3 separate regions of the Homo sapiens genome follow, and all the other regions are linked to region 1. A link is a loop called in an ENCODE intact Hi-C map of the cell type or tissue named here. Cell type or tissue: dorsolateral prefrontal cortex. All regions are shown on one strand.

Region 1 (8,000 bases):
ATTCCTACTGAAAAAAGTGGAAAAAATATTCTACAATTTCATTTGAAAATATTGTAGAAAGAGGCTGAGTGATCAAAAAGTAATATCAAAACAATGGATCTACAGAGTGTATGTTCAACTTGCACTCTGTCATTCTCGCCCCCTTTCATTGCCCAGGTACTGGAGTTGGGAAGAAAGAATCTTTGTGTCGTGGGCTATGCTCAGGAGGCCCTCATGGGGTAGTCTTCCCTGCACAGGTCTGTCCTGGAACTCTTCACACATTGTATTGGGCTTCTCTAAGGTCGTATAGTTTGTGCTGGTCACTCTAGGTACCTGCAACAGTTTTGGACCACATCCTCAGTGTAGTTACTGGGAATAGTCTTTCAATTCCTTTCCCATAGGGATGTGAGTTAGAGATTAGAAGCTGGCTTCTCTGGAGGTTTTTACTGCTTGGGAAAACAGAAAGAAACATGTCTCACTTGTGGCATTTTTCATGTGTTCTGGCTCTACTTTATTCTTTGTAACAACCCCTCTGTTACCATCCCAAGGATCGCTGTGTAAACTGGCTTATTTTGGGAAGCACTTAACATCCACATTTGTAGGATGTAGGGTCCTGTCTTTATGAATGTCCACATCATTAGAAATAAAGACACTCATCTTGGTTTACAGTGGGTTTTATCTTGCTAATATTTAACATTCTTCTCCAGTAAACAATAGAGAAAGTTACAAATTTCAAAGTTATAAATGAGGCAAACTTTTCACTGTAAAAATTTTTCTAGCGATGTTGGAAAACTTTCCAGCCTCTAGGGTATGTACAACCAAAATATCAGGTCTGATGTTGGAAACAGATAAGTGATATGGAACCAATGACAAAAGCCTCAGGAGCATTTTAGAAAGGCATGGAATGGTTTGTGAAGAAAATAATCTCTCAGTGAGTTTAGGTCTTCACAAGGTCTAGGAGGCCACTAAGCATTTTTTGAAGGACATGTCTTAGTAACTAATCTAGATTACTGTAAAATAGATTTGGTCAGTTTTCACATCCTCTCCTACAGAATGGTTTAAACATAAAATTAATTCATATTAATTTTTGTTTTAAATATTTTCTTTTGCTTGTTTGAAGTGTAAAAAAACCATTGTTTGAAGTAGGAAATATTAGGAGAGTATCCTGGAAACTTTTTGGTTATATTCCATTAGTAAATACCTTTTAAACATCAGTCCAAGGTATATATATATTTTAAATTTAGAGTGTATATACATCTTTTGTTATATTTTTATGTTAAGTATATTATAAATCAGAAAATTTTACAAGATTGAGATGAAGATGAAATAATATTTTAATATAAATTATATTACTTTGTTAAAAGAATTATATATTTATAGCAATATAATTGATTCATAATTCTATAAAATTTTTAGTGAGACTGTTATGATTATGTCACAATTTTTGAAAATCTTAGTTTAATACTTAGTAATGCAGTGATTCAGAGGTCTCTAAGTTCACTTTATTTTTATGCTTAGTTTTAATATCTGTCATGGTTGAAAAAGATTCCTCACAAGGAGAAATCAGTCCAAATTGAAGTAATAAATTGTCAACTATGTTTGCTACCAATTTTTGCAGAGGTTTTCTTTACAGAGATACAGCTGGCAATTCTGCATCTTACTTGATGTCAATTGGTCCTCGCAAACTAATTCGAAACCTGGTCATTTTAATATTTTAAAGGAATCGGTTAAAAACCCACTGAATCTCTTCATGTTAAATATATTAAAGCAGACTAGGACATTTTATTTCCAAGTTTAAACTGTAGAGGTGTGTGAATACTTATAGATTTTGGCAACAAAAACCACTTAACACTGAAAACATTTTCAAATATCCATTTTCAAAATGCTCACTTGAAAAGACTTTCTCATGGATTGTTAAAATGGCTTTGAAGGAATGGTTTTTGTTGTTGTTGTTTTTTAAATACCTGTTTCATAGACACTATTGATAACCAACCACTTGCCATCCCAGAACAGATCAGCAGATTTGGAACATTTGCCTTTTTTTTTTTTTTTGTATAAAGCAATGTATAACCCATCTTTAAGCTCAGAAGTGAGCAGTTCATTTTGAAATAATCAGAGAATCTTTATGGGGGAAGATTTTCTGGGTCACACAGCATCTCATGAAGAATCATAAATACTTTATACTTTAAAACAATACACTCTGAAAATGCATCTAAATGGCCAAATATAAAGGCAATAAATGGAAAATTGAAGCAAATGAAGGAACCCAGTGACCAGTGTCAATGTTAATGTTTTTCTGTCTTGAAACTCCCAGTTTTCCTTCAGGATGTCTCAAGTGCATTCTCAGATGTGTGATCATGTAAAGTATAGATTGAGTGAGGGCATTAACATTAATCCAAGTCCTACATAAAACAAGGCTTAACAGCTTATGTTTCTTTTATTAAAAAGTTAAATGTAAACAGAAGTTCTAGTATTTTCTTTTTGCATGCCAATTAAAGTCGTGTTTATTCTGCTTTGGAGACCACTTTTTGAAGATACCAGATTCACTGGAGTGGTTGTGTTATCACTCCAGTCATTGGTCTTATATTGCTCTAAGACAGTTTCCCATATCTCCTCTTTTCTATGGAATGTATTGGGTGAAAATCTATTTGTAATTCTTTACTACTACATTAGATGTAGTTTAATGAATCTCTAAAGATAAATTTTAAAGAAGGCTAAAAAGGTAAGAAAACATATCATTTGGTATATGAGAAGAGGAATAGAATGCAAAGATTCAAAGAAAGCAGAAAAACCCTCTTACATACCAAATGTAACTTACTCATTTGACTACAGTGGGTTTAGAGTACTTTTCTAGAGATCTTTCATTTAGTTTAACTTTTCATTTACTGAATCACTTAGAAATAGCTATGTGTCAGTTCCATCTTGTGGCTGCTATCTCACCATTGCTCTTCTTTTCTCCAGAAAGTTTCTGTTTAACAAATACTATTGTTCACCTATCTCTAGAGCCATGCTGTCTAGTATGATAGCCACTAGCCACATGTTGCTTCTGAAGTTTAAACCAATTAAACAAAATCAAGAAAGGAAGTTTCTGTCCTCACTAACCTGATTTCAAGCATTTAATAGCCCATGTAACTAGTGGCTACCATGTTGAAAAGTGCAGTGGACTGCTCTGCCGTAGGATATAGTCTAGCTTATAGTGTAGTCAAGCCACACAGGCTTTTTAAAACTTTCAAATCCCTGAGTTTCCTTGTACACTTGTCAGTAACATTGCCTTAAAATTCACTGAGGGACATTTAAGAACAAACTTAAAATGAGTTTTGGCTTATGCAATCTTCTTATGATTTGTATTAGTGCAATTGAAACTAAGTAATGAGAATGTTGCAAACTATTTTTAATGCCATTATTTCACACTGGAAACTGTAATAGTCTCACAGTAAGTGAGGAGTAAACACTGGTAATCACTGTGGATATTTACATTTTAGTTGTATTTGTAGCACAACTTTTCTTTTCTCCTATTACTAGTGTGAAATGTGGTTATTTAATATAAAGTCACACTCTTCTTTTGGAATGTAGGACAATGATCAGGTGTTCATTTGTACCTAGAAACAGTACCTGACACTGTTGAATTAATGGAGATAATTTGCTGTTGTTAGATGGCCTCCCTCTAATGCATGGCCATCGCTTTTGACCAATTGCCTAAAATAAAATTAAACAAAATGTTTTTTGTAGTAGTTGCCTTTCAGGTATTTGAAGACTGCTGTTAGCTACCTTCTAAGTCTTCTTTCCTCTGTTTCAGTCACCCATCCCTGCTTTACCAGGCTTAGCCAAAGGAGGCCATATCACCACTGTATGGATGCTTATTTGTTTTTGGAGTTCTAAAGCCTATCTCATTTGATTTTGTTACAGTCTTTCTTTTTAAAATTAATAGAAACCGATGGTATTTTTTTGAGTTTTCCACTATGCTCTCGAGGGTTATTTGGAATAGAGATTCTCGAATTGTTTCAAAGCTAGGGTTAGAAATCACTGTGCTAAAACCACTGAGCTGGGGAGCCTAATAAGTCAGTTAAGGACAAGCTGGCTGTTTTAGATGTTCCCAGCAACTGAGCCAAGCGTTCACCAGTGGCTATCGCCATCTTGTGGTTGGGGGAAAGAGAGAGAGAAAATCTGTAGTAGGAAATTAAGTGACATTAAACTATTTCTTTGTTGTCTAGACATCTCTTTTACTATTAAAATACAATACATCTTTCCCTGCGTACAGTTTCAAGCTATTTGTGTGTTGTATTCTGGTTAAATACTAAACCACTGTTTCCATCACTGTCTCATGCAACCCAGTTCTGACTTTAGTCTATTCACATATAATTAGGTGTACTAGGCCTCTCTCTTTGAGGACAGTTTACAAGTTTGCTAAACTATTATTCTTAGTAATTTTTCTTCTTATTATTATGGTTAATAAGGTATAGGCTATTTTTTCCATGGGATACCTTTTATAACATTATTTCAAATTCATTATTTTAGGTCCTAGGGATACAGTGGTGAATAAGACAGAGGAAATTTATAATTTAAAAGATATCATTGCATTCTAGAGGGAACCAGAGAACTTAGAAATATACCAATTGACTTTAACTTTTTTATGTACTAAATTTTCTAGGTGATATGTACTAAAATATCGTATATTAATTTCTGAGACACAAGACTAGTCATAAAAGAGAAGTCTTCACACATATTTAAGAAGTGCAGGAATTTATTTATTGGATTGGCAAGCAGTAAAAAAGAATTGTGCTCAATGTTGGTGAGGATATTCTAATGTGATATTGGTAGGAATGCAAATGTTTATAAATTTTTTGACAATATGGTAAAAATGTGTCATCATTAAAAATGCATACTTCTTTGTTCTACCTGTTTTTTCTCTACTTCTACTTTAAATAATTTAAGCCTGGGGAACATAGCGAGACCCTGTCGCTACAAAAAATTTTAAAAAATTAGCAAGGCTTAGTGGCACATGCCTGTAGTTCCAGCTACTCAGGAGGCTGAGGCAGGAAGATCTTTTGAGCCCAGAAGTTCGAGGCTGCAGTGAGTTATGATTGTGCCCCTGCACTTCAGCCTGGGCAATAGAGTGAGACCTCATTTCTAAAAAAAATAATTTAAGAAAACATTAGAAAATTCTAAAATATATAAATATAATTCTAAAATATAATTCATAAATATATATGTACTAGACTACTTATCACAGTATTACATATAGTAGCAAAAATTTAGAAACAAATGCATAATAAAGAATTGGGTAAGTGACTTACAATGTATCCAAATAATATTATACCATTGTGCTCCTTAAAATGAATACTGTTCATTCCTTGATGTAGAATGATGTTCATTATATATTTTAAAGAAAATAAACAGGTTCTCCAGTATGGTTTAAGGATTAGTAAGCACTTGGGGATATAGAGAAAAGTGATGATTGTAAGAAAGGCTTTCTGGCATGTATGGAGTAGATGAGTAGAGGCTTGGTAAGAAGCAGCCAATGTTTTTTTCCCCCTGAATGTGAGCCCCTTTAGTTTTGAGAAGTGAAATTTATTACTGTGGAAATGTGTACAAGATGATTTGTAGGCCGGGCGTGGTGGCTCACGCCTGTAATCCCAGCACTTTGGGAGGCCAAGGCAGACGGATCACGAGGTCAGGAGATGGAAACCATCCTGGCTAACACGGTGAAACCCCGTCTCTACTAAAAAAAAATACAAAAAATTATTCGGTTGTGGTGGCAGGTGCCTAAAATCCCAGCTACTCGGGAGGCTGAGGTAGCAGAATGGTATGAACCCCGGAGGCGGGGTTTACAGTGAGCTGAGATCGTGCCACTGCACTCCAGCCTGGGTGACAGAGCGAGACTCAATGTCAAAAAAAAAAAAAAAAAGATGATTTGTATAAGCTAGCTCGCAGTTTGTAAGAGGAGGGTAGATTAAAGGCAAGAGGGCATATGCAACCTCAAAAGAAAAATCTGTCTATCTTATAAATGTTGGTGGTGTCTCTATCTAGAACTTGTATGGAGCTGGGAAGAAGACGATGGAGAAAGACAATTTGAAGAACCTTGAGCATACCTGTGAGGAGGTGGCAGATTCATCGCTATATTTAGGGACTCCCTTTTCCTTTGTGGATCATAGGGAGGATTACTAACGCAAATAACCCCAAAATTGAAGGTTACAGTAGGAAGTGGATGGATTCACAGTAAAGACTGGATAAATTTTACTTTTTCTGTTGTTTCCACTCAATAGATTTTTATCAAAATCTAAAAATCTTCTTATTAATTTTAACACTAACGATGGCTGCAACTACTTGGTAGTGCTTGGTTTGGGTCAAGAATTGGTCTTTGTGCTTTATATGCATTTCTTTAATCTTTAAAGCCTCTATTTTACTGATGAGAAAGCTAGGCCAAGACAGGTTAAATAACTTATTTATAATCATACAAATAGTATTTGGTAAAACTGGGATTAGAATCCAGATTTATCTGATTCTAGGCCTATTTTTGTTTTACTACAATCATATCCTTCTTATTTTCTAGGAAACATGTAACCAGATGAATTCATTTAGGATTAGACATGAGGATGTATGGGGTATTTTAGATTACAAACTACATTTAACCTTGGAAATTGGGTAGGAGAGATGATGGGATATTATCCTGTACCAGGTGTCACTTTAGACATGGTGCTTTGGCATTTCATAAAGTAATTGCTGTGAAAATCCAGCATCCTTCTCAGTAGGAGAGGAATTGAAGTTCCCATAGGCCCTGGATTTGTTTAAGTCTAAGGCTATATATTAGGAAGTGATTGAATGGACTGATATGAACTTTCAGTGAAGGTTATGGTCGTTTGTTATAGGGCTTTATGTGGGGCTTTGTGCTTGCCAGAATGTTCATCTATTCTTTGAATAATGATATAGAAGACACATAGTTAAGAATAACAAATTCATTCAAAGTTAAAATCAGTGACTAAAAAGATATTGCGGGGTAGAGAAATGGACAACTGCATCACAATGAAAGTTAATCAGAACAAAGATAAGATCCTGAATGTGAATCAAAATTCCTATCTTTCTGATCATAGGAAGAATGATGTGGTTTGGTTTGATCACATGTGAATGATATTTGGGAGGATAATTGAAAGTTGAAAATAAGTCAACAGTATGGTGTGGCTGCAGAACCATAGCAAAAGCCAACATAGTCTGAGGTTGTTCTCTATATCTGGAGAGGCTTATATTTCAACTGTATTCAGAACTTAGCAGAAAATACCTAAAATGGTATGACAGTTTTCAGTTCTCATACATTAAAATGTGTGTAGATAAAGTGGAAACACTCCAGAAGAGAAAATTTGTATTACGAAGGACTTTGAAACCTTACTTTTTGAAGAATCAAAGAAATTGAGAATGTTTTTCCAGGAAATAGAAGACTCGTGGGTGATGTGATAACTGTCTTCAAATATCAAAATAGCTATTATATGGATATTTTTACTTTTTCTCAAGGAATACAGGGGCTAGTCTGTGACTTACTGGTAAAACAACAGGAACTGCAGAAGGCTCTGTTTACCTCAATGTAACTGGAACTTTTTAATAATCAGATTTTTTTAAAAATGAAAAAGGCACATTTTAAAATAGTAGATTATAAATTTGAATGTCACGGTTATTCAGTCACACCTTGCAGGGATGACCACCTGGAGAGGATGTTGTAGACTTTGGTATTTTCAACAGTGAAAGGTACCACATGACAATTTTGTGGAGCTCGTTAAAACTGCATGCGATATTGGCTATATGTTTGGACTAGATACCTCTAAATTTTTCTGTAGTGTTAAGATTTTATACCTAGTATACTCTAAAGGGAACCACTAAAAGATGTTTCCATCCGAAAGAATACTCTCATTGTCCTTGTACTGGTAATACTTTAAATTCTCACTTTATATGTGCTTGTGCTTGCCAAAGGTGAGATTTTCTGATTTTTCTCTGTGATAATGATAAAGCAAACTATTATTCAGCATTGCCACGTT
Region 2 (8,000 bases), 53 kb before region 1:
AAAGCATGGTACAGGGCAGTGGTTCTCAAAGTGTGATCCCTGGGCCAGCAGTATTAGCATCACTGGAAATGTGTTAAGAATGTGGATTCTCAGGCCCTATTCCAGACTACTGAATCAGCAATTTTGGGAGCAGGGGCACTAATCTGTGTGCTGACTAAACGTCTCCAGGTGAATCCAATATATAAACATTTGCGAGTCACTGGTCTAATTATTGTGAGCATGACATCTGGAGCCAGATGGGTGAATTAGGGCAATTTATTTTTTGGGCTGTTTGATTCCCATCTGTAAAGTGGAAACAGTACCAAACTTACAGTGTTATAATAAAGATTAAGTGAGCTAAAGTATGTAAAATCCTTAGCATAATGCCTGGCCACTATAAGTGCTATATAAATATAATATTAATAATACTTTTTACTGGTTTTATTTTTTCACAGGCTATGTTTCACAATTGCTAGTAAGCCTTTGTGTTTACCAAAACAAAACAAAACAAAAAACAAAAACGACGAAACGACTTTTCTCCTAATATCTTAGAGTTATTTTCCTTGGCTCAAGGCAGTATTTCTCAGCATGTGTTCCACGGATCATTTGTATCAGAATCACCTGAGAATGCAGATGCTAAAGTCTCACCCAGATCAAAAATTTGAATTCTTTGGCGATACTTCTGCATCCTGAAATTTCAAAACCATTACTCTTGGATAACAAAGACTATAATCTTCATTTTGCAAATGAGCACATGAGACACAGGGATAACATATACTTAGAGAAAGCCAGTCTCAGTCGACTCAGGAATAAGAACTGGATTTCTGATTTTGTGTTATATTAAAAAACTATATTGTCTGTAGTTTTATTTACATTATCAGAAATTTGACCAGAGTTGTGCTACTTTGTTTACTGAGATCCATTATTATTTAATCTAAAAATAACCTTTACCTTATAAATCTGGGAGGACAAGAACAATGAGTTCCTGGTAAATATGCATAGACTATGATTCACACTTAGCTGTAATTATTCCAGTTGTGGACTACGTATCTGAACAGAACTCCTATTTTCTAGATTTAGAGAAAGGGCTCAGGGAGGTTGAAAAAAATTGTCAAGAGTCACATGATTAGAAAATGGTAGAACCAGTTAGAGCTGAGTCTCTCAATGGCCAATCCAGTGCCCTTTCACCACATCCTGTAGTCTTAATCCTTGCTTATTTAAATGATTTAAAGCTGTATTTAAATATTTTTTAAAACTCAACCTATACTGCTCACATAAAATATGATTTCAGTAGTTTGTGACCTTTATTTTATTTAAAGATATGTTAATGTCACATCTTCCTCTTTATAATAGTGATAAATCAATCATATAAAGACAACTAATAACCCATATGCCCATTACATACTGCTTTTTCATCAGTGCAAATTTGGTTGTTCTAAAGCAATTAGATTGACTTTTCAGGCTGTGTTGAAAAACTCCTTGGGCTTTTCCACCCATGGTCATAGGTCATGTACCCATAGTTCTATTAAAATACAATAAAGCTCCTACACAGTATATATGTTCATTTAGACAACTTAGCTCTTAATTTTGAGGCATGCATAGGGATATTTATCTCTATCTACAAAGCATGCTTATATAATTGGGGGAGGGAGATAATCATCCCCGCCCCACTTCCTGTCTTATCTTATAAAATGATTTTCCTTTGTGTCGATTGTTTGTTCTATTCTTATTACATATGACCGTTAGCATATTGCATTTATTTTTTTCCACTTGCCTTTCCTGCTAAGGAGAGAATATTTGTATTCTTAGTGCTTCCATTCACTACTCCCTCTACTTAAGGTAAGTTTCTTCCCATCTTACACTTACCTGGTTCACTACTACTTACTACCTAGGCAGTTACTCCTCATTCTTGGGGTTTCAGCTCAATTGTCACCTCCTCATAGTCTTTCTTTCCTTTATCTCTTTATATATGTTCTCTGCTCCTGTACCTTGCACCCTTTATCACTTCACAGTGTTTATTTCTTCGTGGTACTTATCACAACATGCTATTGTCTTATTTATTTGTTTGCATTTTTATCTCTAGCTCTCTCTCTCTACCCACTTGGCTGTAAGAGCCACGTAGACAGAAGATGTGCCTATTTCGTCCCAGTACCAAGCACAATGCCTGATACATAGTAGAGGCTCAATGAACATTGGTTGAATGAATGAATATGTCTTATGCAAGATGGTGTAGAATTTTGTTGTCTGCTTTGAGGAGTGTGTGTGTGTCTGTGAGTGTGTGTGTCAAACCTTGATCCCTTAAAAGAATCTCTTTTGGATTATTCTCTTTACTGATAGACACTAACATAGACATAGGATTATCTACCTACTCAGTTACCTTGATTCCAGACCTATTAAATGGACCAGAACTCCTAGAGCATTTGGAACTTTGTGCCTTATCTTGCATGGACCTAGATTTCTTAGCACTCTGGACCGCAATGGACTGTCTTCTAGAGCTTGTACTCTAGGGTAGCCTCTGGCCACGGGTGGCTAGTCAGCACTTGAAATGTGGCTAGTGTGAAGTGCCTTGTGCTGTGAGTGTAAAATACAAATCAGATTTTGAAGACTTAGTGTAAAAAGTGTAAAATATATCATTAATACTTTTACATTGTTTACTTATTGAAATGATAAAAATTTGGATATATTGGGTTACATAAAATTTACTATTAAAATTAATTTCAGTCTTTTTCTTTTTACTATCTTAATATGCTATTTGAACATTTGAAATTATTTATAAGGATCCTACTTCTGGTTCACATTGTATTTCTATTGGGCAGTGCTGTTCTAGATCCAACTAGCTCATCCCAGCTGTTTGGCAATGTAGGTTGAAGGGGATCCATTGAAGGGAATACTATAATTGCAAGAGTCTCTCATATTCTGCATCTTTCTCATTAGATATGCACTTGGGAAAGGATTGGTGCCCTGGGAGACTAGCTCAGGTGCCTCCCCCGTACAACCTCAATGTGAAATCCCGAGGCCCACACACAGTTTGTGTCCCAAGACACAGAAATTTTAAATGTCTTGCCAGTGGTCATATATCTTCCTTTAAAATAAAGCTAGAACCAGAATCCAGGTCTTTTGATTGTGCTTAGTTCATTTGATTACTTACAGAAGGATCTACGAATACAATTATGTCTTCTTTTAAGTTAGATACTAGAGGATTTTAAAGAATTGTTAATAAGTTATATAGGTTTTCTAAAAGGATCAATGAATGAGGAAATTATACTTCGGACTTTAGATGGTTAAGTAAATGGAATACCATAGTTTATACTTTGATACATTAAATAAGCAGAAACTCTTTCTGTTATTATTGCCACCCATACTGTGGCAGAGCACTAAACCGGGATGACCTTTACTTAGCATAGGAGCATACATTGCAAAGAAAAATTTAAACAAAAAGTCGGAAATGAACATGAAATCTACTTGTAAGTAAATATAAATCTAATAACCACTCTTTGCATAACTATAAAAACTCATTTGGAGACCAACCACTGCGGTTTGAAAAACTGGTTGCTGTGTCTTCTTCCAAAAACCCTCATCACTGGTGTGTCAGGCAGACTTCTCTTCTTGGGTGAGGAGATTGATTTTTAAGTTAGCTTCATCATCATGATCTTCCCATTCATTCACTAATTTAGCAACTATTTAGCCAGAGCCTACTATGTGCCAGGTAGTGTTCTGGGTGCTCAAGGTACCTCAGTGACCAATGCAGACAAAGATTTTTGCTCTTTTGGAGCTTACATTCCAGTCCTTAAGTATTTTCTCAATAGGAAGGATGACATGAAATAGTACAGTGAATCTAAGCAGTGCCTGCTTAGAATGCCATGAGGGACATTTTTGTTAGTTGGGAATTAAAGTAAGTTGGATATTTTCTATTTGTGTCTTTCTTGGGGAATTTGAAAATAGAGGTGCATATGGAAAGTGGAGCTAGCTGTGCAAAACACTACTTTTCTGGTACCAGTCTACTTTTGGAGTGTCAGAAGACACTTAAATTCTCTAATAAGCGTCAAAACATCAATTAGATTGTGTTAAGAAATTTACCAATAATTTGGGGGACTTGGCATACTTGCTCAGTTCTTCTTTCTTCTGCTGGGATATCCCAACCTTTAGCTAAATAGAAGTCTTAGTTCTTATCTCTCAATTCCAGGAACTCCCAGTCAGGATGATTTCCCTTCTCACTCAACACAGGCTCCTTCTCATTCTCCCAGAGCTCATGAGTCCTCCCCCTTGCTCTCTCCCTTACACATCTTTACTTGCATACATTTTTACACGTTCCCCTCCATTCTGGCCCCCAAGCAGAGATTCCTTAAATATGACTTTTTTTTCTCTCCTTAAAGCACAGCTGGTAGATTTCTCCATTACTCCCTCAGCTAAGATGAGCCTAGACAAGTATGTTTTAATCATTTCTTTAACTGACAACAAGAAAGATGATTTGATAATTTGCCTAAAATGAGCAGATGCTCAGGAGGACACGTCTCCATCCTATGTCCCTTCTGTCTAATTTCACCTAGAAATGAAAACTACTCCCTTCTCCCTCTTTTCCAGGCAAAAGGCTGATTTAACTAAGCATGCAAGACGCCAACACCCTCCCCCTCAGTACGTCCAAGTTTCCTTCGCTCTGAGCCACCGAATCTCTGCTTCTCCCCCCTCTGCCGCCCACCCTACGCCACCCACGCAGGTTTCCGAGTCATCCGGAACGCGAGTGGGTGCGAGGACTCGGCAGGCTGCCTCCCGCGCCCCCGCCGCCCGCGGGCCGCCTCGGGTTCAGCACTGGACAGCTCCCTCCCCGGCCCCACAAATGGCAGTCGGCTGATTGACAGAGGAGCCGACCAAACAGGGAACAAGACGACTTGCAGCCGCCCTACAAGGGTTTGGTTGCGGCCAAGCTGCCTCTTTAAACTGGCTTTCCTCCCCCGAGGAGGGAGCAGGGAGAGAGGGTGGAGTGTGGTTTGCGGCCAAACCTAAAGGCTGCAATTAACCAGCCGCCCGGCCTTCGCTACTCCGGACAGACGAACGTCTTAAAGGACGTCTTCGCTCCTCGGGAGTCGCGGCTGCGCTCGCGGTGCGGGTCTGGGCGCGCGCCCCGCGCCTCCGGGCGAAGCGGTCGAGGAGGAGCCAGTGCCGGGAGGCGGGAACGACCTGCGGCGGGTGAGACTATGGAGCAGCGTCTTCGGCGGCCGCGGCGGCAGCAGCAGCAGCAGCTTCTGAACGCGCCTCAATGAGAGCGGCGGTGGCGGCAGCCGGGCCGAGAGACGGACTCGGGCTGACTCCAGCCGCTGGGAGCGCGAGGCCATGTAACCCGCTCGGCTCCAGGCTGCGAGGTGCGTAATCCCCAGCCGGCCCCTCGCGCAGCGGGCACGGCCAGCGCTGCCACAGGTGACTTGATTTCTGCGACGGTAGCTTAGCCACCCGGGGCCAATCTCGAAACATTCTTATTTTCAAGTCCTTTGGACTGGGTGCCATCTGGAGAAGGGGGAAGACTCCTCGAAAAAGTCTGACTGTTGAGAAACTGACGATCCAAATTTAAAAAGTGATTCCCCCCCCTCCCGTTCCCTCCTCTTCTCTCTGGGAGGCAGATGGGAGCCATGGCTTACCCCTTACTCCTCTGCCTCCTGCTTGCTCAGCTGGGATTGGGAGCTGTTGGCGCCAGCCGCGACCCCCAAGGACGGCCGGATTCCCCTCGAGAGAGGACCCCGAAGGGGAAGCCGCACGCCCAGCAGCCGGGTCGAGCCTCTGCCTCGGACTCCTCGGCTCCCTGGAGCCGCTCCACCGATGGCACCATCTTGGCGCAGAAACTCGCCGAGGAGGTGCCCATGGACGTGGCCTCTTACCTCTACACCGGGGACTCCCACCAGCTGAAGCGAGCCAACTGCTCCGGCCGCTACGAGTTGGCGGGCCTGCCGGGGAAGTGGCCAGCCCTGGCCAGCGCGCACCCCTCCTTGCACCGGGCGCTGGACACACTGACACACGCCACCAACTTCCTCAACGTGATGCTGCAGAGCAATAAGTCGCGGGAGCAGAACTTGCAGGACGACCTGGATTGGTACCAGGCGCTGGTGTGGAGCCTTCTGGAGGGCGAGCCCAGCATCTCCCGGGCGGCCATCACCTTCAGCACCGATTCGCTGTCCGCACCGGCCCCACAGGTCTTCCTCCAGGCCACGCGCGAGGAGAGCCGCATCCTGCTCCAAGACCTGTCCTCCTCCGCACCCCACCTGGCCAACGCCACTCTGGAGACCGAGTGGTTCCACGGCCTCCGGCGCAAGTGGAGGCCCCACTTACACCGCCGCGGCCCCAATCAGGGGCCCCGGGGCCTGGGCCACAGCTGGCGGCGCAAGGACGGGCTCGGCGGGGACAAGAGCCACTTCAAGTGGTCTCCGCCTTATCTGGAGTGCGAGAACGGGAGTTACAAGCCCGGGTGGCTGGTTACTCTTTCCTCTGCCATCTACGGGTTGCAGCCTAACCTGGTCCCGGAATTCAGGTAGGGAGGGCCGGGGGGCAGGGGGGAAGGCAAAAGCGAAGCTTTCCTTCCGGTCTTGTGGGTGGGTGCACGTGTGAGGAAGGAACCCTTGGCTGTGACGCGAACGCTTCTCACCCTCAGAGTAGAGACCCGGGCTGAGGGACACCCCACGCGGGCGCGGGTGCTTGGGGGCAAGAAGCGCCCCACGCCCGTCAGCTTCCGGCGCTCGGCGAAAGCCATTCATTCTCTCGGACCAGTTTCCCCGCACTGGGCGAGGGACAGGCAGCCCTTGGCAGGACGGAGACACCCCCGCTGCTCTGTGCTTCCCTCCAATTGTCCGGAGAGCAGGGAGGGGCGTTCCCCACCGGGGGGCGATGCGACAACTTGGCGAGCGCCGGGTGTGTCCGCGGAGTGGCAAGCCTCAGATGAGAGGCGAAAAGGGAGCAGGAGGAACAGAGAGTTCCTTGTTTCTGCCACTTTGGGGTAGCCTCTGCCTGCTTCCTACGTGTGCAGTTGGGGGCACCGGTCTGTTGTTAGTCAGAGCTTATAATTAAAACTGTGCCATCTCCTCGCAGTTCCGGCCCCTCAGCAGTGAGTCAGTCCCAGCAGCTAGCTGTCTCTGGGATCCAGACTTTGCAGCTTGGTCAGGGTGCTCCTTCTACCGGTCTCCCCTCTCCCCGCAATTGATCTTTCCTTCCTCGGTGGCCTTTTCCTCCTCTTCCCTGTCTTAGGCATACTTAAGGGTTCTCCAGCCCTTCACACACTCACATGATTTATAAAAGGACCTAGTTATATTCGGGAGGGAGGCATCAGTTGTGACTGAATTCACTCAAGGAGGCTGGAGGAAACTTAAGGGAGTCTGTACTTCCTGTCTCAAACTATAGCATTTGAGGGAAGCAGAGAATTTGCAAATTAACAGGTTTTAACTTCTGCCTGGGAAGTGCCTGACCTTTGAGGCGGGGAATTTCTAGAAGCAACCTTTAAGAGTAGATGTGAGGAAGGAACTGAAAGAGTAGTTACACCAAAGAGGGCTTAGGAGAGGGCCCAAGATGAACTGAGATCTTCCCTTAGTCCCATGAGGGAAGGCTCTGGAAAGAGGGTCTTGGGGGCTGAGGTTGCTTTTGTACTTTTTGGGAACCTGGGCAGGACTGAGAAACCTTTGTGTGTGGATTATTTATTATTTTTTAAATACCCTGTCACAGCAAGGTCAGGATGCTGACCTGCTGAAAGATGCCAGATCAAGTACTGGGTGGGCAAGTGGGAAAGGTCAGAAGGCTTGTTTGTCTTGGTACTGCCATTTACTGCTGAATGACCTCAACCAAGTTGCTTAACCTCTCTGGGCCTCAGCTACTTATCTGTCCAGTGAGGGAGTTGAACTAGACAGTCTCTAGGGAGCCATCCAGTTATCAAGTTTTGTAGCTTTTAATGTTGGCAACACTTGCAAAGGCATAAAGGATAATAAACCCCTTTGTCTGATTCTGTATGACCATATTAAGTGCATGTGTGTGTGTCTTTGCCTGTGTTTCTA
Region 3 (8,000 bases), 200 kb before region 1:
GCTTAAAATCATTTAAATGTTTAATTACAGAACAGAGTTTAAGTAGCATAGAAAGTCAGTATTACATGATTAAAAGTTTTCAGAACATATTTTAACATATGATCTAGTATTTAATATGGTTTAGTTGCATATTGCTTCTACCAGAGAACACGTGATAAGCCCCACTATGTGTCTGTGACATTACTTCAGGCAATTTACATGAACATTGCACAGGTATTATACTGCATTTTACGTAACTAAAAACTTGACTTGTCTGGCATACATTTTTGTTTTAATGGTGAGTATATTTCCAAAGACAAGGACTTGGTCAATATGGGAAATTATAGAGCTTCTTTGGATGCCAGAATAATTGTTGTCTCTCATCATTGGAAACATTCCTGAGGTTCTTGGCTGTGGCCCTGGGGTCTGGAAATTGAGTTAAATCTCTCCACTGATGATTATAGGGTTAGAAACAAAAGTGATGGTTCTGTGCAGATAAGGTTATATGTAGCCTTTGACCTCATTGCTGATTATTAATTTTTCTTAACTATTTGTATAATATACCTTTCACCTTGGCTCTTTTTAAAGCCTTCAATATGAATAATATGTAACAATGATTCTTAATATGCGTGTAAAAGGCACATAAGAAAGAAAATGTCATACCTTTGTCCTGTAGTTTGGAAAACTAAGCATTTTATAAGCAAATATGTTCTTTTATTCTGGTTTCCTGTTATGACTTCTATAAGAAATTTATGAGTAATATAGTCTGTCACAATGTTCATATAACTGAAGAGAAATTAAATATAAAGAATATTGTTCAACTTTTGTGAATTGCAAGTAGATAGCACTCCAACTCCAAATCATCTTTATATGTGATATAAACTGATAAACCATGAAATAATTTTCATTAAAAGATCTCAATATGAAAAGAAATAGTAATTTGATTTAGTGTATATATACTTTTAAAAGCATCTACAATCTGGCACTTTGTGAATACAAGTTTCTGTTTTTTATAGTTACAAATTTTGTCAAAGTTTTGATTTTTCAGTGTCTTGAGATTTTAAAAGATATCATTAAAAGGATAATATGCAATATATAAGAATTTGGGTTGGAATACTTTTTTTAATTCCATAAGTTTGGAAGATTTTTAAACAGTTTATGTACCATGGGCATGGTTATATTCAGTCCTATTGGGATTTTAACAATCTACTGTAATTAGTAACCAAATTATCTTTTGTTGTTTTTTGTTTGTTTTGTGTTTTGAAAAGGGCTAAAGCCAATTTTTAGGTTGGCTTGGGCAGAAAAGTGAAAAGAGAATGCTCCACTTTAACCGATGTCATCATCTGAAAAAGATAACACAGAAATGTTTTTCTAGTATACATGTTAAAACGGATAAACATGCACAGCGATTTCTTTCAAGAACCTTTGCACTTGCGGAATTGAGGAAGTCATGGTATTCAACCCACTCTCTTGTTGGAGACAAAAATATTATCCTGATGGGACCTCCTGGTGCTGGGAAAACAACAGTAGGCAGAATAATAGGTCAGAAACTAGGTTGTTGTGTCATAGATGTGGATGATGATATCCTTGAAAAAACCTGGAATATGAGTGTGTCTGAAAAATTACAGGATGTTGGTAATGAGCAATTTTTAGAAGAGGAAGGAAAAGCTGTGTTAAACTTCTCTGCATCTGGAAGTGTGATTTCCCTTACTGGGTCCAATCCAATGCATGATGCTAGCATGTGGCATCTGAAGAAAAATGGAATAATTGTATACCTGGATGTACCTCTACTAGATCTAATTTGTCGTCTAAAATTAATGAAGACAGATAGGATTGTAGGTCAGAATTCTGGAACATCTATGAAAGACTTACTTAAATTTAGAAGACAGTATTATAAGAAGTGGTATGATGCTCGTGTTTTCTGTGAAAGTGGGGCTTCCCCAGAGGAGGTAGCTGACAAAGTGCTGAATGCAATTAAAAGATACCAAGATGTGGACTCGGAAACATTCATTTCAACAAGACACGTTTGGCCTGAAGACTGTGAACAGAAGGTTTCAGCAAAATTCTTTAGTGAAGCTGTAATTGAGGGGTTGGCTTCTGATGGTGGCCTCTTTGTTCCTGCAAAGGAGTTTCCAAAATTAAGCTGCGGGGAGTGGAAAAGCCTAGTAGGAGCAACCTACGTAGAAAGAGCACAGATACTGTTGGAAAGATGTATCCATCCTGCAGACATACCTGCTGCCAGGTTGGGAGAAATGATTGAAACTGCTTATGGGGAAAACTTTGCCTGCTCAAAAATTGCTCCTGTCAGGCACCTTTCAGGCAACCAGTTCATCCTGGAGTTGTTTCATGGACCAACAGGATCATTTAAAGATTTGTCTTTACAGCTTATGCCTCATATTTTTGCACACTGTATCCCACCAAGTTGCAATTATATGATACTTGTAGCTACTTCAGGAGACACAGGGAGTGCAGTCTTAAATGGTTTTAGTCGTCTAAATAAGAATGATAAGCAAAGGATAGCTGTGGTTGCATTTTTTCCTGAGAATGGAGTAAGTGATTTTCAAAAAGCACAAATAATTGGCAGTCAGAGAGAAAATGGATGGGCAGTGGGTGTTGAGTCAGATTTTGATTTTTGCCAGACAGCTATAAAAAGAATTTTTAATGATTCTGATTTTACTGGCTTTCTTACTGTGGAATATGGAACAATCTTAAGTTCGGCTAACTCCATAAACTGGGGCCGACTACTTCCGCAGGTAGTTTATCATGCTTCCGCATATCTTGATCTTGTTAGTCAAGGATTTATTTCTTTTGGAAGCCCAGTCGATGTCTGTATTCCCACAGGAAACTTTGGTAACATTTTAGCAGCAGTGTATGCCAAAATGATGGGAATCCCGATTCGAAAATTTATCTGTGCCTCTAATCAGAACCATGTTTTGACTGATTTTATAAAAACAGGACATTATGATCTAAGGGAAAGAAAACTAGCACAAACCTTTTCACCGTCAATAGATATTCTCAAATCTTCAAACCTAGAACGACATTTACACTTGATGGCTAATAAAGATGGACAGCTAATGACAGAATTATTTAATCGATTAGAAAGTCAGCATCATTTCCAGATAGAAAAGGCTCTAGTTGAGAAACTTCAGCAGGATTTTGTAGCTGACTGGTGCTCTGAGGGAGAGTGCCTAGCAGCTATTAACTCCACCTATAATACTTCAGGGTATATTTTGGATCCACACACTGCTGTTGCAAAAGTGGTTGCAGATAGGGTGCAAGACAAAACTTGCCCTGTGATTATCTCATCTACAGCCCATTACTCAAAGTTTGCACCTGCTATCATGCAGGCTTTAAAGATTAAAGAAATCAATGAGACTTCATCAAGTCAGCTCTATTTGCTGGGTTCATACAATGCATTACCTCCACTGCATGAGGCTTTATTAGAGAGAACAAAACAGCAAGAGAAGATGGAGTACCAGGTCTGTGCAGCTGATATGAATGTCTTGAAGAGTCATGTGGAACAACTTGTCCAAAATCAATTCATATGAAAGCTTTCAGAGTAAATTTTTTTTTCTAGCTATAAGCATGCAATAATAAATCTCAAACACTGATTTGGAGTACAGTAGCATTTTGTCTTTTATGTAAATATCTCTATATCTGTTTGGAATTTCAAAAGTCTGATCTCTAGGGCTGACATGAGAACTCCATGTCACCTCCTCAGATCTTTAATCTGGAAGTGACAAAAGGTAACACAGTGCACGGACCTTTGAGCTATCATACTTTTGCCTTCTGCTCATGAGGGGTGTATCAATTTCCACTCCCACACCCTCACTGTTATGTGGACCAAAATGTCTGGTATACTATTTGGCGATTAAAATATTTAAGCCCAGTTTTCAGGTACTACATCTGTAACTAGTGAATACTCTGTTGATTAGAAAGTTAATTTACCACTCAAAATGGCTAACTTGAATGGAGGAAGTAGTAAACTCTTCTATTAGGATTTGGGCCAGTGTTTTTTGTTTGTTTTTTGGTGCAGTTTCAGCTCACTGCAACCTCCGCCTCCCAGGTTCAAGTGATTCTCCTGCCTCAGCCTCCCAGGTAGCTGGGATTACAGGCATGCAACACCACACATGGCTAATTTTTTTATTTTTAATAGAGATGAGGTTTCGCCATGTTTTCCAGGCTGATCTTGAACCTCTGACCTCAGGTGATCCATCCACCTCGGCCTCCCAAAGTGCTAGGATTACAGGCGTGAGCCTCTGCACCTGGCTAGGGCCAGTGTTTTTAACCCTCCTCAAATTCCATTTTGGACTACAACTAATGTGTATCTCACACTGTCCAAATTAAAGATGTACTCTGTCCTTCACTCTCCTTTGGATGTGTACGGTTAGGGTGACGATGTTTGAAAATCAACACATAACTGAAATCCAGGATGAAACAGTAAGCAGAACTACTTAGAAGTGAATACAGAAATGATCTATTTCAAGAGGAAGGTTTTCCAAAATTAAGAGTACTTGAGTAGTCTCAATAGGAGTGTATTTGTAGACAGCAGTTTCCCTATATTATTTGGAGTCAATTCTTACGTAATTTGTTGTTTATTTCTTCAGTGAACATTGTCTTTTTCTGGCAGCTGAAACTGCACACAACTGATACACATATTTAATTTGTATTCCTTTGTAGTAATACATTTTAACCATGATTTATGTTTGTGAATTTACTGGATGTTTTCTTTCTGAATTAAAGATTGTCAAGACCAATTAGTGTAATGGACTACTGTCAACCACAAGATGGCATTCCTAACATAATTTGTCTTTGATAACATTCAGTTTCATTTTCTGGGAGAACAACCTCCATAAAGAAATATATTGAAAGTTGTAATGAAAACATTTTAATAGTTTAATAAGCAAGAGAAATTTGTTTTAATTTTTTTAAAATTAAACCAATTATATATTAACACCAGATCTCTGGCTTAGCTTCTAAAAAGGAGGTTCTAAAACCAAAAATTGAAAATCAGGAGCAGTTATAGGAAAAAAATGGAAGATTCAAAGTTACGTTTGTTCATGTATGTCTTTATTATTTTATCATTTACTTTTAAGGATATTTCAGTAGATGATATATTTAGAAACTGCCTCTAAATATTCACTATACATAAGAATGCATTATTTTGCTTGGCATGGTGGCTCACACCTGTAATCCCAGCACTTTGGGAGGCTGAGGCAGGCGGATCACCTGAAGTCAGGAGTTCGAGACCAGCCTGACCAACATGGAGAAACCCTGTCTCTACTAAAAATGCAAAAAAATAGCCGGGCGTGGTGGCAGGCACCTGTAGTCCCAGCTAGTCGGGAGGCTGAGGCAGGAGAATGGCATGAACCCGGGAGGCGGAGTTTGCAGTGAGCCGAAATCGCGCCACTGCCACTCCAGCCTGGGTGACAGAGCAAGACTCCCGTCTCAAAAAAAAAAAAAAAAAAAAAAAAAAAAAACTAGCCAGGCATGGTGGCGCATGCCTGTAGTCCCAGCTACTTGGGAGGCTGAGGCTGGAGAATCACTTGAACCTGGGAGATGCAGGTTGCGGTTGAGCAGAGATTGCGCCGTTGCACTCCAGCCTGGGCAACAAGAGCAAAACTCCGTCTCCAAAAAAAAAAAAAAAGCATTATTTTTCTGAAAGTGAGAGGAACAGTGTTTTAAAAGACATGATTTCTGGCTGGGCGCAGTGGCTCATGCCTGTAATCCCAGCACTTTGGGAGGCCGAGGAGGGTGGATCACCTGAGGCCAGGAGTTCAAGATCAGCCTGGTGAAACCCCATCTCTACAAAAAATACAAAAAATTAGCTGGATATGGTGGTGCACACCTGTAGTCCCAGCTACCCATGAGGCAGAGGTTGCAGTGAGCTGAGATCACACCATGCACTCCAGCCTAGGGAACAGAGCAAGACTCTGTCTCAAAAAAATAAATAAAAATAAAAAAGACATGATTTCTGCCTTCAAGAACTGTAGTTAACGAGACAACGCAAAAATTCAGTCGTACAAGCAAAAGAGTTATTGCAAGATGGTGTGTCAATAAGTGAAAAATGAGTGATAACAGCTAAGTAGCTAAAGTGCTGTAAGATTTAAGAGGAAAGGATTACTATGGGATAGTCAGAAAAGGTCTCACAAAGGACATAGAATCTAAGATGAATCTTGAAGGATGGGAAGATTTTCTAGGTGAAAAGGAAGGGGGAAAACATTCTAGCAGAGGCAGGAGAAACAGGGAAGATGAAATGCCCAAGGGTTCATGTGTATTTATTTGTGGACAGCACATTTTCTTACTGGCCAAAATAGTTATTTCATGTCTTCACTTTTTCTCAAAACCAACTCTGGCCCTTCACTCTCAGCTAATAACTTTGCTTCATTCTAGAGGAACAAGTGACCATACATAACACACCTCAGGCTTCCCATCATCAAGTGTATATGTTTGCTGCATCCATTTCTGTCCCTTTCCCCGCCCCTTTGATTGAATTGGGTGGCATTCCTTCTCTTTTTAAAGGCCAGTCTCTTTAGATGTGCCTTGGATCCTATTCCCTTCAACCTACTTAAATGGTGTGTGTCATCAGGTACCTTCCTCTTGTTTCTTCAACTTCTCCCCTTCTGTGTAACCTTTCTTCTTATGGTATTTAGAGTCTTTCTGTACTTTAGCATAAGAACAAAATCTCTGTGAACATCCACCTTTTTCCCATCTGTGCTTCTTTATTCTCCAATCAAGATAAAGCTCTTCACAGAGTTATCTACATACATGGTCTCCACTTTCCTGCCTGTCTTTTTCTCCAGAGTGTAAAATATATGTACAGTTTAAGGATAAGCATTAAATACCTAAGTATTCACCACCTCACCCAATGGAACACAACTCACCTTTGGTTCTTCTTTGATTGATTAGATTCGCTTTCTTCCTCCAGCTGTAACTACATCATACATTTTCTGTTATTCATTCCCTTTCTCATAGTTCTGCATTGTTTAGTTCTGACTCTTTGAATTTTATATAAATGGAGTCATACTTTATGTGTTATCCCATGACCTATTTCTTTTGCTCAGAGACTTCCAAATTCATCCATTCAGATGAATGAAGCCACAATTCATTGAATTGTATTACTAAATAGTATTCTATTGTATGAACACCACCATCCACTTACCCACTACTGGACATTTGTCTAATTTTTATCTCTTCTTGTATCCAATAGATATACTGTTTTTTAAAATTTATGTTGAAGGTTAGTGACTGTAAACTTCTTAACATTTGTGACTCTTCTTAATAGCATGTAAAACCATTTTTTATGTCAACATTAAAAATCTATGAGTTTATGAAATGAAAATTGATTAATTTTCAGGCTATGGTTATAATTTCTAGCTTTCACTGAAATTAATTTAAATAGCCTAAATGTAGGGAATTTGTAAGATATTTGAGAAAAATGAGATTTTTAAGTTACATATTTATGGAAATTATAAAATGTTTTCATCAAAATAGAGTTTAGAAGACAATAAATTGTTTTGTATGAAGTTTTAGTTAGATTTTAATAGCAATTCACTTTCAAAAATAATCATGGATGGCAAATATTGTTTCAATCCATTAAATCGTTTATAAACCTTTTGTAATTCAGACTACGTAATGTTAGTTAAAAAAAAAATCATGAAGTAACTGTTTTCAAATCCATGGAAACATAATACTGTTTTTGTCCCTATCCAGGAAAATGAATACAATCTACGTATGAAAAAGTAGTTTGTGTAGGCCTCATCTGTGCACTCCAGCCACTCAAATCTTCAACTTTTTATCATTTTGAAACTTTTGCTTTCAAAACAAACAGTCTCCTTCAAAAACAAATATGCTTTTCTGACTCAAAAAAGCCAAGCCAAGAAAGTTGCCAATGTCATGGAAAAGGGACATGTCAAGTGCAAGCAACTAAATCACCATAACTGATATCTGGCAATACTTTGATCAGCTGGCAATATTTTGATCATAGTCCTACATCAGAAGTTGGGATTGCCTTGTAGAAG

What was found. Hi-C counts contacts between places; a loop is a spot of excess contacts. Peaks named below come from ENCODE experiments on the same cell type or tissue, not always from the same donor. Only the 100,000 strongest peaks of a DNase experiment are listed, where the experiment ranks them.
Region 2: it touches region 1 in a loop (2.2-fold over the local background); 2 of 110 quality-filtered maps call a loop at or near these places.
Region 3: it touches region 1 in a loop (4-fold over the local background); 16 of 110 quality-filtered maps call a loop at or near these places.

Annotation. Positions count from the first base shown.
Region 1 is chr10:25,223,168-25,231,167 of GRCh38, forward strand. The region is part of intron 2 of GPR158 (G protein-coupled receptor 158); the gene reads left to right. Among named protein-coding and RNA genes, the nearest start is that of GPR158-AS1, 51 kb to the left of the region's middle. In dorsolateral prefrontal cortex, a CTCF peak has its summit at 4,123 (motif pointing left); a DNase peak (open chromatin) is centred at 4,096.
Region 2 is chr10:25,169,830-25,177,829 of GRCh38, forward strand. It overlaps GPR158 (G protein-coupled receptor 158), which reads left to right and starts at 5,172. Exons shown (of 11, transcript NM_020752.3): 1 at 5,172-6,493. The coding sequence starts at 5,592. GPR158-AS1 (GPR158 antisense RNA 1) reads right to left here and starts at 6,447. Exons shown (of 2, transcript NR_027333.2): 1 at 5,847-6,447. In dorsolateral prefrontal cortex, CTCF peaks have their summits at 4,805 and 5,007; DNase peaks (open chromatin) are centred at 4,842, 6,052 and 6,822; H3K4me3 peaks cover 3,914 bases; H3K27ac peaks cover 2,973 bases; H3K27me3 peaks cover 1,241 bases.
Region 3 is chr10:25,021,929-25,029,928 of GRCh38, forward strand. THNSL1 (threonine synthase like 1) reads left to right here. Exons shown (of 3, transcript NM_024838.5): 3 at 1,248-4,736. The coding sequence starts at 1,296. The coding sequence ends at 3,527. It also overlaps a transcript of ENKUR not described here. Among named protein-coding and RNA genes, the nearest start is that of THNSL1, 9.3 kb to the left of the region's middle. In dorsolateral prefrontal cortex, a CTCF peak has its summit at 4,763 (motif pointing right); no DNase peak of the experiment used is centred here; H3K4me3 peaks cover 1,007 bases; H3K27ac peaks cover 2,881 bases.